Regions from separate parts of the Homo sapiens genome. Here region 1 is linked to region 2. A link is an interaction called in ENCODE POLR2A ChIA-PET data of the cell type or tissue named here. Cell type or tissue: HCT116. All regions are shown on one strand. Each heading gives the region's core, and the rest is flanking DNA. Links, peaks and the distances in the headings are about the cores only. Region 1 has its middle 65 kb from the start of SMIM36. Region 2 has its middle 14 kb from the start of TMEM100.

The links. ChIA-PET counts read pairs that join two places held together with the same protein. Peaks named below come from ENCODE experiments on the same cell type or tissue, not always from the same donor. Only the 100,000 strongest peaks of a DNase experiment are listed, where the experiment ranks them.
Region 1: POLR2A ChIA-PET joins it to region 2 with 7 read pairs; 2 of 35 experiments call an interaction of 5 or more read pairs at or near these places.

What each region holds. Positions count from the first base shown.
Region 1 is chr17:55,574,168-55,578,566 of GRCh38, forward strand. No RefSeq gene overlaps it. Among named protein-coding and RNA genes, the nearest start is that of SMIM36, 65 kb to the left of the region's middle. RefSeq lists enhancers at 1,847-3,046, 2,726-2,795. In HCT116, for the core only: no CTCF peak of the experiment used is centred there; a DNase peak (open chromatin) is centred at 2,114; H3K27me3 peaks cover 1,275 bases.
Region 2 is chr17:55,706,657-55,711,055 of GRCh38, forward strand. No RefSeq gene overlaps it. Among named protein-coding and RNA genes, the nearest start is that of TMEM100, 14 kb to the right of the region's middle. In HCT116, for the core only: no CTCF peak of the experiment used is centred there; no DNase peak of the experiment used is centred there; H3K27me3 peaks cover 3,866 bases.

The sequences.
Region 1 (4,399 bases), core at 132-4,131, 130 kb before region 2:
CAACAAGTAATATATGGATCAATAATTAAAACAAAGAATGGGATCAATGGACTATTAAAAACATGAACAAGGTGAGAGAGATGAGAGGGGAAAGGAAAGAGGGGAGAATATTCAAAACATGAACAAGGTGAGAGAGATGAGAGGGAAAAGGAAAGAGGAGAGAAAAAAGAGACTCTAGGACATACCAAGACAGACGTTTTGCCCTGAGCTACACCTGAATAAGAATTCACTAATTTCTTAAAAACGAGGAAATGAAATTTAATACTGGAACACTATATATTTCTTTTATATCATATGTATAGATTTATGCTTAGGTTAACAACTTAGTAAAGTGAATGTTGTTTCTCCCATATTGTGGATTAAGTCATTCTTAACTAATAATTTTGTGGTCTTTAAGGAGTCCCAGATCAAATCCATACCTGGGTCACTTGTTTGCAATAGGCATTATAAAAAATTATATTGAAGATTCTGTTGCTAAGCTAAGCAGTGCCCTCTGAAGATTGTTGCCTTGACAAGGATAATCACTCTTGGAGGAGTTAGACATTGCAGAGGTACTTGATGGGTGACCTGCATGGGCCCTTTCTCAGAGCCTTATTACCATGTATTTTTCCAAACACTTAGTAGAGATAAGAGTTGGCCTCATAAACCTTAGTTATATTCATTAGGTCCTAGGCCAGTTTATTCTTTCATTTAGGAAATAGGTATTGAGTATAGACTCTGCATCAGGGGCTTTACTGTGTAAAATGCTGGGAGACCATGAGAATACCTGTCAGTGTACAATTTTCAAAATGTTAAAAACATAATTCTCATGAAAAACACAGAGAGCAAATGTCAAAGTTGTATTTGAGTCATTCATGAGGGATTCATCAAGATAATCAAGCCGATTCAAAGAAAGATATGGGGTAAAAAAAATATATGCTATATATACATATATGAATACATATGTACATGTAGAAAAGGAGAGAGAGATAGAAGAAGAGAGTCAGTTTAACCAAAAAAGTGCTGGAATAAGATTTCTAAATTGGATTAAAAAACAGTCAATTTCTACAGTATAGTAAAATCATAACTTTGGGGGTAATAATTCTGTCTACTAGACAAAAATCATTTACATATTATCAGTTTCCTACAAGTTCAACCTTAACTTTACAGAGTCTGGCCCTTTATTAAGGTAAAAAGTACATCAAATGAAAACCAGTTGACCCATGGACAGGCTTATTACCCAATGCTCTATGACATGGACAGAACACGCAGTCATCCTTCTTTCCTTATTTCTAAGTTTTGGGTGATCTTTCTTCACATGATGAACAAAAGCAGAGTCTCTACGCTCACGGATCTATCACCTAGTCACATTATCATTGCATTACTGATTACGCAAATACATGGAGATTTCAACTGTGTTGAGAGTTGTGAAGGAGGGTACACAATGGTTATAAGTGTTTACAACAGGGATTTTTCTAAGCAGGGGATCAGGAAGGCACCAGTGAGGAAGGAGACACCAGAGGGGGAAACACTGGGGAACACTGGGCAGCAGTGAACCAGATGGGCCCTCATTTCTTCCCTACCCACACATCTCTCCATGGCTTTGAGCACCATGTATGTGACGATTTCTCTCACACGTACACATTTAGTCCTTTCTCTCCTCAAAACTTCAGACCTGAGAGTTCACTTGGATGGCACACAGGCATCTCACCTTGGCATGTTCAAAGCAGAATTCTCAGTCCTGCTCACACCAAACATCAACCCTTCTCATAGCCTTTCTGTTTTAGTAAGTGGCACCACCGTCCCTCCAATTGATCAAAACAAAGGTTTAGGAATTCTTTCCGATTTTCCTCTTTCCCTCACTCCCCCTACCCCAAAGCAGTTTGTCAGTTAACACTGCCTGCTCCTCCCTTATAGTATGCAAAATCCACCACTTTCACACCACTACCCAGGGCCAAGACATCAACATCCCCTCTCTCGTGAACTATTTCAGTGTTTCCACCAAGACTTCATTCTCCACTTAGCAGCCAAAAGGTAAATCTCAGCTAAAAGGTAAATCCTATCCTGTCGCTCTTCTAAAATCCCTCCAGTGGTAACTGGAATAAAATCTAAACTCCTCCCACTGACTCACACAGCCCTACGACACCCGACATTCATAACTTTTGACTCAACTGTTACTATTTCCACTCCCACCCCGAGCCCCACCCCTAACTCCACTCTGGTCACACAATCCTTCTTTCAGTTCTTCAAACATTCCATGCTTATTCCCAGCTAATGGCCTTTGAGCTTGTAGTTCTCTCTTTCTGACATATTTTTCCTTGTTACTTTTGTCTGTCTGTCTCCTTTCGTTATCCAGATCTCAAGCTTAAATATTACATCTTTAGAAAGGTCTTCCCTAACCACCCAATCCAACCTACACCTAGTTTCTCTCCATCAGATCTTTTGACTTTAATTCTCTGCATGATGTCATCATGAGCTGCTATTTCTTCTTGTTTACTTCCTCTTTTTTCTCTGTCTGCCCTTCCCAACCCAACCCCTCCATACATGTCTTGAATTTTAGTTGTAACTCCAGTGCCTACAACAGTGCCTAACACATAGCAGGTGCTAGAAAATAATTTTTGAATACATGAACAAGCAAAGAGGGAAAGGACAATCACTCAGACAAAAGGAGACAAAAGGAGCATAAAGGACTGAAAAAAAATATTCAGCGTAGTGAGAAGCTGGGAGCACAGAGAGTAGGAGGGAGCAGGGTGAAAAGGACAGCGGAGAGCAGAAGCCTCCAGCCCACGCAGCACTCGGAGGGATTTTAAGGAGTTTCATCTTCATCCAAATACTAATGAGAAGGCAGACACAGGGCTGAGAAAAGGATAATATGCTAGTGATCTTGAACTCAAACTGAAAGAGACTTAATAGGAAAAATAAGGCCACTGCTGTAGTGATGGGCCCCCGGGTAGTCAGAGCAGAAATGCACTGACCCACATCAGTTCATTTCTCTCCCCATGGCACACACAGTCATCATCACTTCCAGCCTCGCCACCATGAAGTGAACAACAGCCCGTGGAATGAACTTTCACTTCTTCAAGAGCATAATGCTGCTTTCCAACCCAGGCCCGCCCTGCATGCGGTTTCCTCTACATACAAAGCTCCTCCAACTTCCACATGCCTAGTTAACTCCTTTTTTCCCCTTCATTTCTCTGCTGAAACCTCATTTCCTCAGGAAAAGCCTTCTTGGACCCTCTCCCCGCACCATACTGTGTCAGGGCCCACTGTTATAGTTCCCTGAACTGTAACTCCAAGAAATTACCATTCTTTCTTTCACAGCAGGAATCAGTATCACATGCGGTTGAAAATGAAAGCTGTTAGACTGCGTAGCATCCCACATTTTCTACGTGGTAGCTGTGTAAACATAGGCAAATTATATAATCTCCTTGAAGACTTCAGTTTCATTATCTGTAAAATAGGAATAATAATAGTCCCTACTTCAAAAATTTTTTTTTTTTTTTTGAGACGGAGTTTCGCCTTTGTTGCCCAGGCAGGAGCGCAGTGGCGCGATCTTGACCCACAGCAACCTCCGCCTCCGGGTTCAAGAGATTCTCCTCCTCTCAGGGGAGGCCTTCCCATGCCCCGACAGTGCAGAGATGCCCGACTGTGCAGTCTGGGTTTGGTGGCTGCAGCTGTGCCCGAGGGGGTGGGGCTCCTTCCTGCTCTGTGGAGTGGGAGGCCCGAGTCTGCAGCCATGACTTGGGCTGTTGTGGCTGCACCTGGGGAATTCCCTCCCCATCAGCTCGGAAGTGTTGTGATTCCCACTTGTTGCCAGCTCCACGGAGTGTGCAGCCCTGGCTGAGCTTCGCTGTTGCAGCCAGCGTAATGGCAGCGGCTGCCCCAGATGGGCTGCAGGCGCCATCATTAGCACAGCCCTCTATGAAAAGCATTATGGCTATTTCTCAAAGAACTAAAAGTAAATCTACCATTCAATCCAGCAGTCCTACTACTGGGTATCTACCCAAAGGAAAAGAAGTAGTGATATTGAAAAGACACCTGCATGTATATGTTTATGGCAGCACAATTCACAATTGCAAAGATAATGGACCATCAATTGATAAGTGGATAATGAAAATGTGTTATATATACACCATGGAATACTACTCAGCCATAAAAAATAAACAAAATGATGTCTTTTGCAGCAACTTGGATGGAGTTAGAGGCTATCATTCTAAGTGAAGTAACTCAGAAATGGAAAACCAAATATATATTCTGACTTCTAAGTGGGAGCTAAGCTATGGGTACACAAAAGCATACAGAGAGGTATAATGGACACTGGATACTCAGAAGTGGGGCGAGTGAGCAGGGGTGAGGGATGAAAAATCACATATTGGGTACAATGTACACTCCTTGGTGACCAGTGCACTAAAATCTGACT
Region 2 (4,399 bases), core at 267-4,266:
CTTTCATGGGGTAAGTGTTCATGATAAATATCTGCCAATTTTGTTTGCTGATTATTTATAAATATTCATCCTAGATCTTAATAGTGTTTGTGTATAATAATCATTTAGGGTGCAATTACCAGTGCTATTTCCTGACTTGGGCCTTTTTTTTTTCCTATTAGATTTTTAAGAGTCCTTTAATGCTTGCCACATGAACCAAGGCTAATTCCCTGATTAGATAATTATCCTCGTGAATGCTTTCTTCATAATCACAATGGCAGGAGAGATGTTGCCAGGTCTTTCAGGAAGGGAGAGACACCCAGTTGTGACCCAATAAATTGGCATCAGCTCTTACTCCACCCCTTCCGGTAGGAAAGGATTTAAAACCTTGGGAAGGGGAGGGAGCCGAGAGGTGACCCATCTCTCCCAATGCTGTCAGGTCACATCACAAGGTACTCACTCCCCACCCTTTTTTCTTTCCACATTGGAGACCTTTTCAACTGGAAATCGTGCTCAGCTCAGGGGCTGAGGTGTGTAATGAAGACAGAGCTGACCGTGTTATAACGTAAACAAAATAAAAACTGGAAACTTTTGTCATAGCTCCTCAGAACTTGGGTCCCTCTCCAGCCGTTAACTGCAGGTGGCCCTTCCAGCAAAGTAACACAAAATGCTGCTGCTGGCTGAGCCTCTCTGGAATTGCAAACATGCTTTCTAAGCTCAGCTCTGCCGTGCTGCCAGCAGACGGTCTTCCAGAGGAATCTCCTTATCATGAGGGATTCTGGGCTTCAGACCCATCTGGGATCAGCTCAGCTCAGGGTAGGTAGTTGCAGTGGCTGCATCCCACCCCACTGTAACACACCGTGAGCTGCAATGGCCTTACCTCTCCTGCATAATGCGGGGAAACCTCATTATGCCCCATTGATAAGGTAATGAAATAACAACAGCCAGAGATGGGCACTGTTCACATCCTGATTTTATAGACAAAGACCTTGAGGTTTAAGGTCTCAGTGACTCCTCCAGGGTCACTCAGCTCAGAGTCAGAGCCAGGATCTTGATAATCTTGCTCCAGATTTTGTGCATTTAACCCCATCAGAGGTTATTTTATTTGCCTTGATGCAATCAACTTGTCTTCTAAGTCCTATTCTCCTCCTCTGCCCTAAAGATAACCTACTCTTTCTCTAACAGGAACTGCATGTGTTTCCCTGAACCTGTTCTACCTGTTCTTATATACTTCCTTTTTCTTTAGCCTTTTCTTCTTCTTGAAGAAATTTTCTTTCTCTTAATCCCAATTTTACCAACTGAAATTCTGCCCCAGCTTCAAGGCCCATGTCAGATGCTATTTCTTCCAAGAAGTCTTTCATTCCTCCACTCTCATCTATAAGAAACATTTCTCCACTTTGCATCTTCATCACATTCTGCTGATAACATTTTTTTGTCACTCAGTTTGTTTCCTTTTCTTGGATTTAGTTGTTGTTGTTGCATTATGGCCGTGTTTGTATTTGCCTTACGATGTCTGTTATGTTGCAAACTCCCTGAGCCCAGTGACCATTTATTTTTATTTTTTATTTTTTTTGCTTTTCTTATTCATATGGTCTAGCTTTGACCAGTGACCATTTATTACTCAACTTTTTATTTCCCCCAGGGTTTACAACAGTGCTTTGCATATACTATGAGCTTAAAAATACCTATTGGGTTGAATGTATGCAATACTGAAACACGTATAACTTAGTTTGCATTTATGAGAATATAATTGAATGCACTGGGGAAGTTAGGTGCTGCAAATGAGTAACCCTGTGATTCATCTTTATGGAATTAAAACAAAAAAACTCTTTAAACATGATAATTTATATCTTTGCTAAATCTGTATTTGCATTTATTAAAAAATTGGAAATAAATGGCCACTGTGTTTTCAATGTTTTGCTTTCACTTCTCCCCATTACATAGATGAGACAGAGCTGCAGAGCTGCCTAGAAAGTGAATGTATTTGGATGCTCACTCCCAACCTTCCTTGCCCTTTTGTGATTCCGGATTGGATTGAGTGTGTGAGGAGGGAAAGAGCAGCTCTCTGGGGAGATTAATAATATGGTCTGAAGGATGAAGATCAAAGAGAAACCTTGGCTGTAGACCACGCAGTGACCGTAGTAACCGGCAGAGGCTCTCTGATCTCCGTGCTCCTCGGTACCCCCTGTAATCTCACGCTGCATTTTGCACCCTTTCCTGGGGTCAGCACTCATCTCAGTTACACATCTCCACTCCACCCTTGCTTCTCCAAAGCTCCACCTCCTGCAAGACTACAGATCTGCTGTTTATTCTTGTATAACCCATTGTCCAGTCATCAGAGTACCACCAAAAAGAGGTTAACAAAACTGATATGAACCCGATGAAAATTTAGGGGAAATTTGTTTATGAAAATTCAGGGGAAATTTGTTTAAACATTTTTTTAAAAAAGTACTGTTTAAAAAGTAAAAATACTTAAAAAATACCTAATTGGTCTCCTGTAGACAATATCTAACTTCACTAATTAAACTACAGCCAATCATAAGCCTTATAAAAGTTTGATTGTAAATCATCTGTTGCATGTTGTCTGGGATATGCTACAAAATAATCTGGTGGTAGGTGGGAGTTGAGAATTGTTGAAACCAAAGATAGTTCCTTGGGGTTCATTACACTATTCTCTCTTGCTTTAGTATAGGTTCTTAACTTTTTCTTAATAAGTTCTTTTCTTTAAAAAAATTGGTTTTGTTTTCAAATTCTGTCACCAAAATTGCAGTGTGGTTAATTTTTCTGTTTTGGAATATGGGAATCACTTAGTTGAGTTCTCTGCCCCTTCTGCCTTCTTCATTTTCTCAACTTCTATCCTTGCCTTTCTTTACCTAACTTGGTGAAACAGGGCTCTACCTGCTTGGTGAATCTCAATTACTGTCCACAGAATGGCCCAAGAACTTTGGATATTGCCAGACTGAATGCTCAGACTCCTTTCGTAACCATTTAAAAATATTCCATGGTAGCAGGAGCTCCAAGCTCGAGGGTTTTATTTTCACTGGGAACTTCAAATACCGCCGCTGGGCTGCAAATAGAAACTAGGATGGTGGCTTGTTTCCGAAAGTCACAGTGTTTGTTCCTTTTCTCTTTTCTCTTTCCTTCTCTCTCTCTCTTTTTTCCTCTGTTGGAAAAGCATCTATTGGAGAGCGATTAGCAATTCGGGGGTACAAGAACTCTCTGGTGTTAAATATTTCCCAGGACTTCAATAGCAAAGCTCTTTGGACTGCTATGAATGACATAGTAAATTGCCACCCTTTGTCCTCATTTTGGAGACGTGTACCATACTGTTGGTCTGGGAGGAGAACAAGCTCCTAAACCAAACATAAGACCCTAGGGAAAAAGGTGACACACACGTTGTACCTCGCAGGTGTTTTGGCACCAGCAAGTCAAACAGGGCATTTATTAAATCAGATGAGCAGACAGACTTGCCATTTGATCCACAGCAGAGCTTGTTCTGTACAAACCAAGTCCAAAATATTATTCCATTCAGTGGGCAGCTCTTTGCAACACCACTCGTTGGCACGCATCCCTTGAAAGCTGCTCTTGGAAACCTCTGAGGTTTTGCCTTTCTCTAATGTTTGTCTGACTCTATGAGGCCAAAGAGTATTCCTTGAACAGCCAAGAAAGGCAAAATAAGGAAAAAGAGCAGTTCAAATGGTTAGAACCTTGAACTGTGGAAGAAGATGCACCAAAGAGCCTGGATTTACAACTGTCAATCATCCCTCTTATTTTACACAGGAAAGGCATTTCTTTAATCCACCTGTTCAATTATTTATCATGCTGTGGGTTTCCTCTTAATTGTCACTTGGGCAAAGCCTTTATGCTGTAAGGGGACACCCTCATATTTTTTAATGACCTTAGGGAAAGTGATTGACACTAGATCCTGGAGTCAGATGTTCCTAGTGACGCAACTTGTTCTCCTAGTAGCAGAAAAGCTTCCTGCCATGATTAAGTTAGAGCTGTGAAAGTGCTAAAATGTGTAGTCAGCCTTCCTCTGATGCAAGCACTTTTATTATAGGGCCTAGTTGTGGAGAAGTGTAGCAACACAAACTCTGTCTCCAAATACCTGTTTTGTCTCTGAATTAGCCACTCGGTAGAGAAAGGCAATATGCTCTATCCACGTGCTGGGCACTTGAAATACTCATAATCACAGTCACATCTTCTCTATACTTACAATTTTTCTGGCTCTACCCCTTTACTCTTGTCTACTTGTTTTTCTGAGTTCATACCACAATGTGATCACAACTGATTTATGACTGGCAGGCTGCCAGTCTCTGAACCCTCATCAACTACTCTAGTCAAGCAAAACAAGAAGCAATCCATTCTGTATTTGAACTTGAAATGGAAAATCCTCTGTGTTTGCTTTTCTCGATAGGAG